3 separate regions of the Mus musculus genome follow, and all the other regions are linked to region 3. The links are chromatin loops, found by intact Hi-C in ENCODE. Cell type or tissue: heart. All regions are shown on one strand.

Region 1 (2,500 bases), 370 kb after region 3:
GGAACTGTCTTGAGAAGAGAAAGAGACCTCACCCAAGGAAAGAGGTTCTAGGATGAAGAGTCAGGGAAGAGGGTCATGACTCTGAATATCTTTGTCCCCAAGTACAGCAGGGGGTGGCTGTGAGCCCAACTGCCTTCCCTTGGGACCAGGGGTCGTTTAAGCTGACTAGTGGTGTGTGTGTGTGTGTGTGTGTGTGTGTGTGTGTGTGTGGTGGGGGAGCTTACCAATTTGCTGGTATTTGGATGGATAGGTCAAGCAATCCGATGTCTGGAAAGTGCTTGTAGCAAAGGTGGGAAATGTGAACCTGCGAGTTTGTAAATCTGAGTCGTGACACTAAATCAAATGTTTTATAAAACCAAGGATATGTTTTGTAGAGTGTGGTGTGGTGTGGTGTGGTGTGGTGTGGTGTGGTGTGGTGTGGTGTGGTGGGAGAGGGTACCTCAGCAGGCCCATGCTGAAGCATCCTACCCCCAAGGTACCTAGACCCAATGGGTATACTAGACCCAATAGGTCTAGTATAAGAATAGAGTTTATTTGGGGGCATGGGAAAGGGAATTGAGAAGGAAGTAGAGGCAGAGAGAGAGAGAGAGAGAGAGAGCTGGAGGAATCTTAGAAGGAATACCATCAGGTACTATCACTGTCTCCATTTCAAGTGTGAAACTGAGATGCCTTGAGGTCATTTGCTGCACCCAAGAACCTACTGCTGGTAAAGGTGGGTGTGTGGGTTTAAAGTCAGCCGAAGCCTTCTCTACTCTGATCTTGCATTTGCTTGACATGGCCCACATTTTCTCTCTGGAAGCAAGACCCAAGCCTGATAAACACCAGGAGTCACATTGGCATTGACAAGTGTCCTCAGAGCCCCAATGCATGCTGCTTTCCCTAAGGGAATGCTGTCCTTATTCTGGACACAAATCTTGGGAAAGCCCAACAAAATGGTTGAAGCTAAAGCTGTGGGGTCCTCAGCACTTCTATCTGTATCCCTTTAGATGCGATTTCCAAGAAAGAAAGCCTAAAGCTTACAGGAGGCTTCCACTCAACTCTGTGTGGATGCTTGGAACATGGCTTTCCTTTCCTGCCTCCTTGAGATAGTAGGTGTAGAGGCAGCTGAGGCATCGGATTGATTTTGGCTAAGCCAAGAGCACAATGGGCCACAGGTCAGTGGAGACTGCCCCCTGCAGGCTCCCGCCTCCTATTTACCTAGTACCAATTCTGAGCCTGAACTTCCTCCAACTGGCTTCTGAGGCCCCTCTAACCTACGCAGCTGCCTTTGACTCTGTGGACATCAGAATAACTTACAGGCAGATGTCACAATAGAAGAATGCCCGCGTTGCCGCTTCCAACTGTGGGTCAAATGTGTTCGTTCACCTGCCTGTCTCCTGTGGGTCAGAGAGAGAACAGGGTTGACAGCCCGGAGAAACTGCTAACGAAGCAAGACTTGATGCAAGCTGCCTAGACAGACACATTATCTGGGAGTAAAGGCTCAGCCTTCAGAAAGATTTACAGCAGGATGTGAGGGGGAGTGGATCTGAAAGTGTGTCTCTGTGGCGTGGGGAGTAGCTGAAGGCGCTGAGCTGTGTTCTGTAGTTAGTGCTGCCTTTTGTTTCCAAAGCCACATTGCTGAGGCAACATTTACCTGCTGGCTGCACAGTCCCCCCAGTCACTTAAGACTCCTTCATTCTATTTAACTATTATGAGTGCATGGTACTAGGTCCCTGAATTATACATTAGCCTAAAAATGCTAGGAGAGTCATTGATGTGTGCTGCAAATTAATAGAAACAGAATCTTAAAGCAAGAAGTGTGTGTGTGTGTGTGTGTGTGTCTATGAATATTAGTGTGTATAGTGTGCTATGTTTGCGGGATAGGTGTGATTTGGTGCATGGTGTTGGGGGTAGTGCAGAGGTGATGGTGATGGTGATGATGATGTATATGCACAATGCAATGGTGGGCATTGCTTTCTTGCTTCCATTTTATTATATGAAATAGCACACTGTTGCAATCAGCCAACAGCTCTTACAGATTTCTTTTGGTAAACAGTCCCCATCACACATGAAGTCCATTGCATGGGAGAAAATGTTATGTGGTAAGGGTTCTTGAAACTCATCTACATAAGGTGTGTGTGTGTGTGTGTGTGTGTGTGTGTGTGTGTGTGTGTGTGTGTTCCTCTTTGGTTCCCTGACTTAATTGCAGATAGAAACTGGTAATATTATCCAAGGGAGAAGGCTGAGGAGACGTTCTTAGGGGCTGGACACCATACCTGTTCTCCAGGTTCACCCCTGCTAGTCTGTAACATTACCCTATCACTACCCATGCTTTGCACAGTGGACTTGGCACTGGAGGAAGGTTGAGGGACTAGGTTGACTAGGTCAGCTATGACCTGCCCTAGGGAATGTGCGGCAAAGCAAAAGGTGAATGATGGAAGGCACCAACCCATTCTCTCCTTCACTTTAGCAGTGCCAAAGCTTCCTCCATCTGACTCTCAGTGCCCAGCCTCCTCCATCC
Region 2 (2,500 bases), 540 kb after region 3:
GTCCGAGAGGACCCGGGAGATAAGTGGCTAGGATCAGAGAACATTTTATGAATTCCCAAATAACTGATTTACAAACTTTTGTCATGTCATGTATCCATTGTACAGGGTACCATGATTTATAAAGATGCCTTCAGGTTTCACATACAGATGCATTGCACTCAGAGCACATAAAGTAGCAACATGTGTGCCTTGTATGAAGAACCCAGCTCTTGGGGGAATGGCCTTAAATCAGCTTCCCTCTACAGCTTCGCTATTGACAGCTAGTTCTTCACACCTGATTTCATCCCTCTCCTTCTAGTGCCAAGGCAACTTTCAACAAATATCGATTGAACAACCTATTCAAAGTCCAAATCACCGTGGAACAATAGAAAAAAGAACAGAGCAGAATCTGACAAAGTTTTGATTCTACTTCTAAAAACTCTGAGATCTTGGGCTGATTATTAAAGCTTAGTTGTTAAATATAGCAAAAAAAAAACAAAAATCTCAGCTTCGTCTATGGCACATGCTCTAATGAAAGTGAAATTAATGGTTGATGTTACAATTACATAACAAATGGCTACTAGGTTAAAGATACATCTTAGAAATGATAGACTTTTAGTTTTACTATAAATGTTATGAAATGAATCATCAGTAAGAAAAGCTACAATAACTACAATTGCATAGGTCAAGCACACTACTAAAATAGTCGTGTAAGATTAGTATTTACTTTTAATAAATGAAGTAATTGAGACTTAGGGAAATTAAGTCTTTTGCTCAATATCATATAGCTCATCAGATGGTGGGAGTAGGATTCAAAGCCAGATTGCCTGGGTGTGGAGTCTGCTCTCCCCCGGGACAGCTCAGTCTCTGCTAATGTGTATCATTGAACTGGAAGACAAAGAGTCAGGGAGAATCAGCTGTCAGTCCACATTCTCTCTCTTGACACTGGTGTGGAAAGACACCATGAAGAAAGAATTACGAGCAACAGCAGCGGCTGCAACCTCCTTTTTCGGGATAAATAGATCAGAGAAGTAAATTGTATCCTGGACAAGCCTAGAAAGCACAGAATGTGCCTAAAGACTTCCACTGACTGCTCAGGCCCAGCCAGAACAATGCCAAGTCTAAGCCAGGCTGGGAACAAACTCCAAAGCAGATATTGCAGCAGCTGTGCTCGGTGACGTCATCAGCATGCTTGGTGCCCAGCTGCATGGAGCCGTGCTGGCTGGAGATGCTGCATCACCAGTAGTGAACGCCCAACTCCTGCTCCCCTGGGATGCTGGGAATGCCGGAGCAATGGCCACTGACTTCATTCCAAAATGGCATCTGGCTCTGGAATCCCTGCCTAACCCCATCTCAACACAAAGACAAAGTCATTCCTTCATCTCTCTCTCTCTCTCTCTCTCTCTCTCTCTCTCTCTCTCTCTCTCTCTCTCCTTTTCCTGAAGCTACTATAATTTTCTGCAATGGTTCTGCTTTGTTAGATTCTCTCTGTTTAAAAACAGTAAGAGGGGAGCTGGTGGGATCATTCAATGGGTGATGGAACTTGCCACCAATCCTGATGACTAGAGTTTGTTCCCCAGGGCTCACATGGTGGAAGGAGAGAACTGACTGCCACAAGTTGCCCATTTGCCTCCATGACAGTGCCATAGCACAGTGCACCCACACACAAACATGTACAAATCATACATACATGCATTCACACGTACATGCATTCATAATATGTGCATTCATACATACATGCATTCATATGTATATGCATCTTTTGAAGCAATGAGAAAAAGGGAGATGCTCTCATCTCAGTTCCAGGAAGTAAACAAGTTTCTAAATCCTCTCTCTTCTTTGAAAATTATTTAGCATGTTTCCTACAGACTAGCAAAATGTCGCCATTTCCCAAGTAGGCAACACCTGACCTGGAGCTGGTTGGGGGAGAAGAGGGAAGAGTGAATCTGTCTTCAGACACAGAGCTGTGGATAAAGACGGATGCCTGCTAGGTGTGATCTGGACTGCCACACACCGAGCGTTCAGCAGAGACCAAGGCTGGCGATGCAGATTGGAAGACACATGAAACCACAGGGTAAAGTCAAACTGTAAAGATTAAATCATAACTGCTGCAGCAAAGAACAAGGAGCAGTCTTGGTGACCCGTCACCATCGTCCTGAACGTCCTCATACTCCAAGAAGATCTTGGTTCCACCCCTGGATGGGGAAAGAACCCCCTCAAAGACTCAAAGACTTCCATTCCAAGAATTCTACTAGACTCTCAGCTGATTTTCTGTAGCGCTCTTGAAACCCTGTCAAAATAAAGGTTTGTGAAATTGTTGTAAACTTGGAATTATGAGCTTCCTAGAGAAATGTATAGAGACACAGCAGTGTTTGGTGTATTATGTCTCTTGGAACTGTAAGTAATAAGCACAACTGAGTCACTTTTCAACATTTTCAACTTTCAAAATGTATTCCACCTTTCTAACGGAAAACGTAAACTTTAAATCGTCACAATATTGCTCTGCGCACTTGAGTTTCCT
Region 3 (2,500 bases):
ATCAAGCTCAGGCTGCTGTACAAAGCTAAGGAGTGGCCTCCTCTCCTGAGGTCTTACACCTCGGCATCCGGCCCTGTCTGTTGTAGTCTAGGGCAATCACAATCCTGTGGAGCGGTTTCTTCCTGTACACGCACACGACTCACCTTTGCTTCCTGTGAACAAGGTGATAAGAATGACTTTTGCCATTGGCTGGGAGAGACCATAAAAAGATATAGTTTGAGTTTCTATGATCATAAATCCACTAAGTTGCAAATCACTCTCAGCCGTGAGAAAGGCATTAGAAGCCGCCCAGCAGTCGAAAGAATTTTCATACTCTGGCTCATGTCTGAGGGTCACTGGAAACATGCACTTTTCTAAAATATAAGTTCACTTCCTGTGTCTTTCAGTATTTCCTGGTTTGTGTAACCTATATAAACAAATTCCGTCACCGGAAGTTGCTTATCTCCCGTTAGCAGAGGAAGGGATGTGGATGGTCACTGATTTCATTTCAGAAGTTTCTAGGCTGTGATTTTGTTTTCTTGATTTGAAGCACAGGAAGTGGTAACATTAGGTAGAAAAGATACAGCGGCAGCTAACAGCTGGACTTAGCATCCTTTTAGCCCTCTTGCTTAGCCAAGCACTCTACAAAGAGAAGCGAACTTCACTGTTTACTTCATTGTGGATGCTGCAACTTCCAGGTGGGAGATGCAATAGAAACGATTATCTATCCTCTGCCAGCTGACTTCTCCTGGCAAAACCCCCAGCCAACCAGCTGACATAGGTATATATACTGCTTCCAGGCAGCAGCAGCAGTTCTAGGTGGCTTTGGGAGAAAGACAGGCATATTTTGTCAAAAGAGAAGATGTGCTAACTTCTTAATGGAACAGTGTTCCACTCCACTGGTACACATGAACTGTTAGTGCCCTAAACCCACATATTTGTGTTTGACCCAAACCCAGACAGATGAAAACAAAGAAAAAGGGCCAGAAAGTGCACAGTAGTGGGCTTTGGTGCCTCCACAGGACATAGAAATATGCTTTTAAAAGACTCGGAGACCTGTTCCTATCTTCCTCTCGTCAGAGCCTATCTCTGATGCGAACTCCGTTTCCATCCGTTTGCTTTCTATTGGTTGTAATCTTTCTCTCCTTGGGAACGGAATTCTGCCTGCCTGGCTCCTTGCTGCCCCTGGGGGCCTCCACACCTGGTTCTTACCTTGAATCCCTCGAGCTTTTTCCCTGGCTCTGTAAAGCAAAATGGAGCCAAGACGCTATCAAAAATTAAAATAGGAAACAGATTTGAAAAGGCTGTCGTGAGGCTGACGAGTTAATGCTAAGAAAGGACTTAAGAGGGCACTGTCTTTCTTTGCGATGAGCAAAATCTATCAGCCTCAATAGCAGAGGAAGCCAGAGAGAGGGAGCTGGGATAAAGGACCAACCCTGCGGGTTTCAGCAGTCTGTGGTCTCAGGAAGCGCCATGTGGAGCCTCCTGCGCCGGTTTAAACCATTGCTACGCCTGGTGTCTTAAGAAAAGGAAGACTGGGGGCGAAGCGTTGGGGAGATGAAGAGGATAGGGCAAACTCCCTGGCCACTACTGAGGCCCTGCAGGTCTCCAGCCAGGCAATTCACATCGCCAAAGACCTCTCTTTCCTCACCTGCACAATAAAGGGTTTGGGCTAATAATCTATACAATTCGTCCCTACATATCTCAAATGCCGAATAAGAGCCAACTCAAAGTGTCGTTTTAGCTCCCAGCACAGAGAGTCAAAAATGAGAGTCATAAACAGTTGTGGCCACGTTTGTTTATTTATTTATTTATTTATTTATTTATTTATTTATTTATTTAGGATAGAGTTCCTTCTTTTGCTAGGCCCTCGAGACTTTAGGTGTGTGTGTGGGGTGATGGTTGTTGTTTTTTTTGGGGGGGGGGGACACGCTATTTCTTGACTGAACTCCAGACTCCACCAACCAACCAAACCCAGGAAAGGCCAAGTCTCCGAAGGTAACAGACATCTTCCCTACCAGGAGGAGGCAGCGTGTCTGCTCCTTGGAGGAGTTGGCTTTGAATCTAGCGGCCCTGGGCGATTGGTTGCGAAACACGTGGGCCCTCAGGACCCAGCTGGGGTTGCTGCGGCTCCAGCTCCGAGCGAGACAGAGTCCTGCCGCGGCTTCCTCACCAACTTGGGGTGGAGAAGGAAGCCCCCCACAAGAGTTTGGAGTCTGGCCTCTTGCCAGCAAGTAACCCAATGTCCACTTGCGCAACCTGCAGTGTTCCCCGAGGTCCAGACCTAGGCTTCTTCCCTTGCTCCTGCGGGAACTAGGCTCTGCCTGCCGCTGGGGTGTCTAACCCAGTGAGTGCATGCGGGAGCGGTGGATCCCCAGCTTGGCCTTGGCTACTCCACTGAGCATTCTTAGGATCCCGGCACCCTCGAGCGCAGGAAAGCGCCTAGGGCTGCTTTCCCCTGAGTTGGGTGCCCCAGCCCCCGACCTAGCCTTGAATGGGGTTGACCCGAGGAGGCGAAGAC

The links. A loop is a pair of places that touch in the nucleus more often than their neighbours do. Peaks named below come from ENCODE experiments on the same cell type or tissue, not always from the same donor. Only the 100,000 strongest peaks of a DNase experiment are listed, where the experiment ranks them.
Region 1: it touches region 3 in a loop (3-fold over the local background); 23 of 42 quality-filtered maps call a loop at or near these places.
Region 2: it touches region 3 in a loop (2.7-fold over the local background); 6 of 42 quality-filtered maps call a loop at or near these places.

The regions. Positions count from the first base shown.
Region 1 is chr13:97,606,136-97,608,635 of GRCm38, forward strand. Gm34087 (a long non-coding RNA gene) reads right to left here. Exons shown (of 5, transcript XR_873831.2): 3 at 2,429-2,500; 4 at 1,297-1,376. Among named protein-coding and RNA genes, the nearest start is that of Gm34087, 15 kb to the right of the region's middle. In heart, a CTCF peak has its summit at 1,170 (motif pointing left); a DNase peak (open chromatin) is centred at 1,226; H3K27ac peaks cover 666 bases.
Region 2 is chr13:97,774,087-97,776,586 of GRCm38, forward strand. No RefSeq gene overlaps it. Among named protein-coding and RNA genes, the nearest start is that of Rps18-ps4, 24 kb to the left of the region's middle. In heart, no CTCF peak of the experiment used is centred here; a DNase peak (open chromatin) is centred at 1,175.
Region 3 is chr13:97,238,332-97,240,831 of GRCm38, forward strand. No RefSeq gene overlaps it. Among named protein-coding and RNA genes, the nearest start is that of Enc1, 1.5 kb to the right of the region's middle. In heart, CTCF peaks have their summits at 1,331 and 2,021 (motif pointing right); DNase peaks (open chromatin) are centred at 1,450 and 2,120; H3K4me3 peaks cover 1,339 bases; H3K27ac peaks cover 1,603 bases.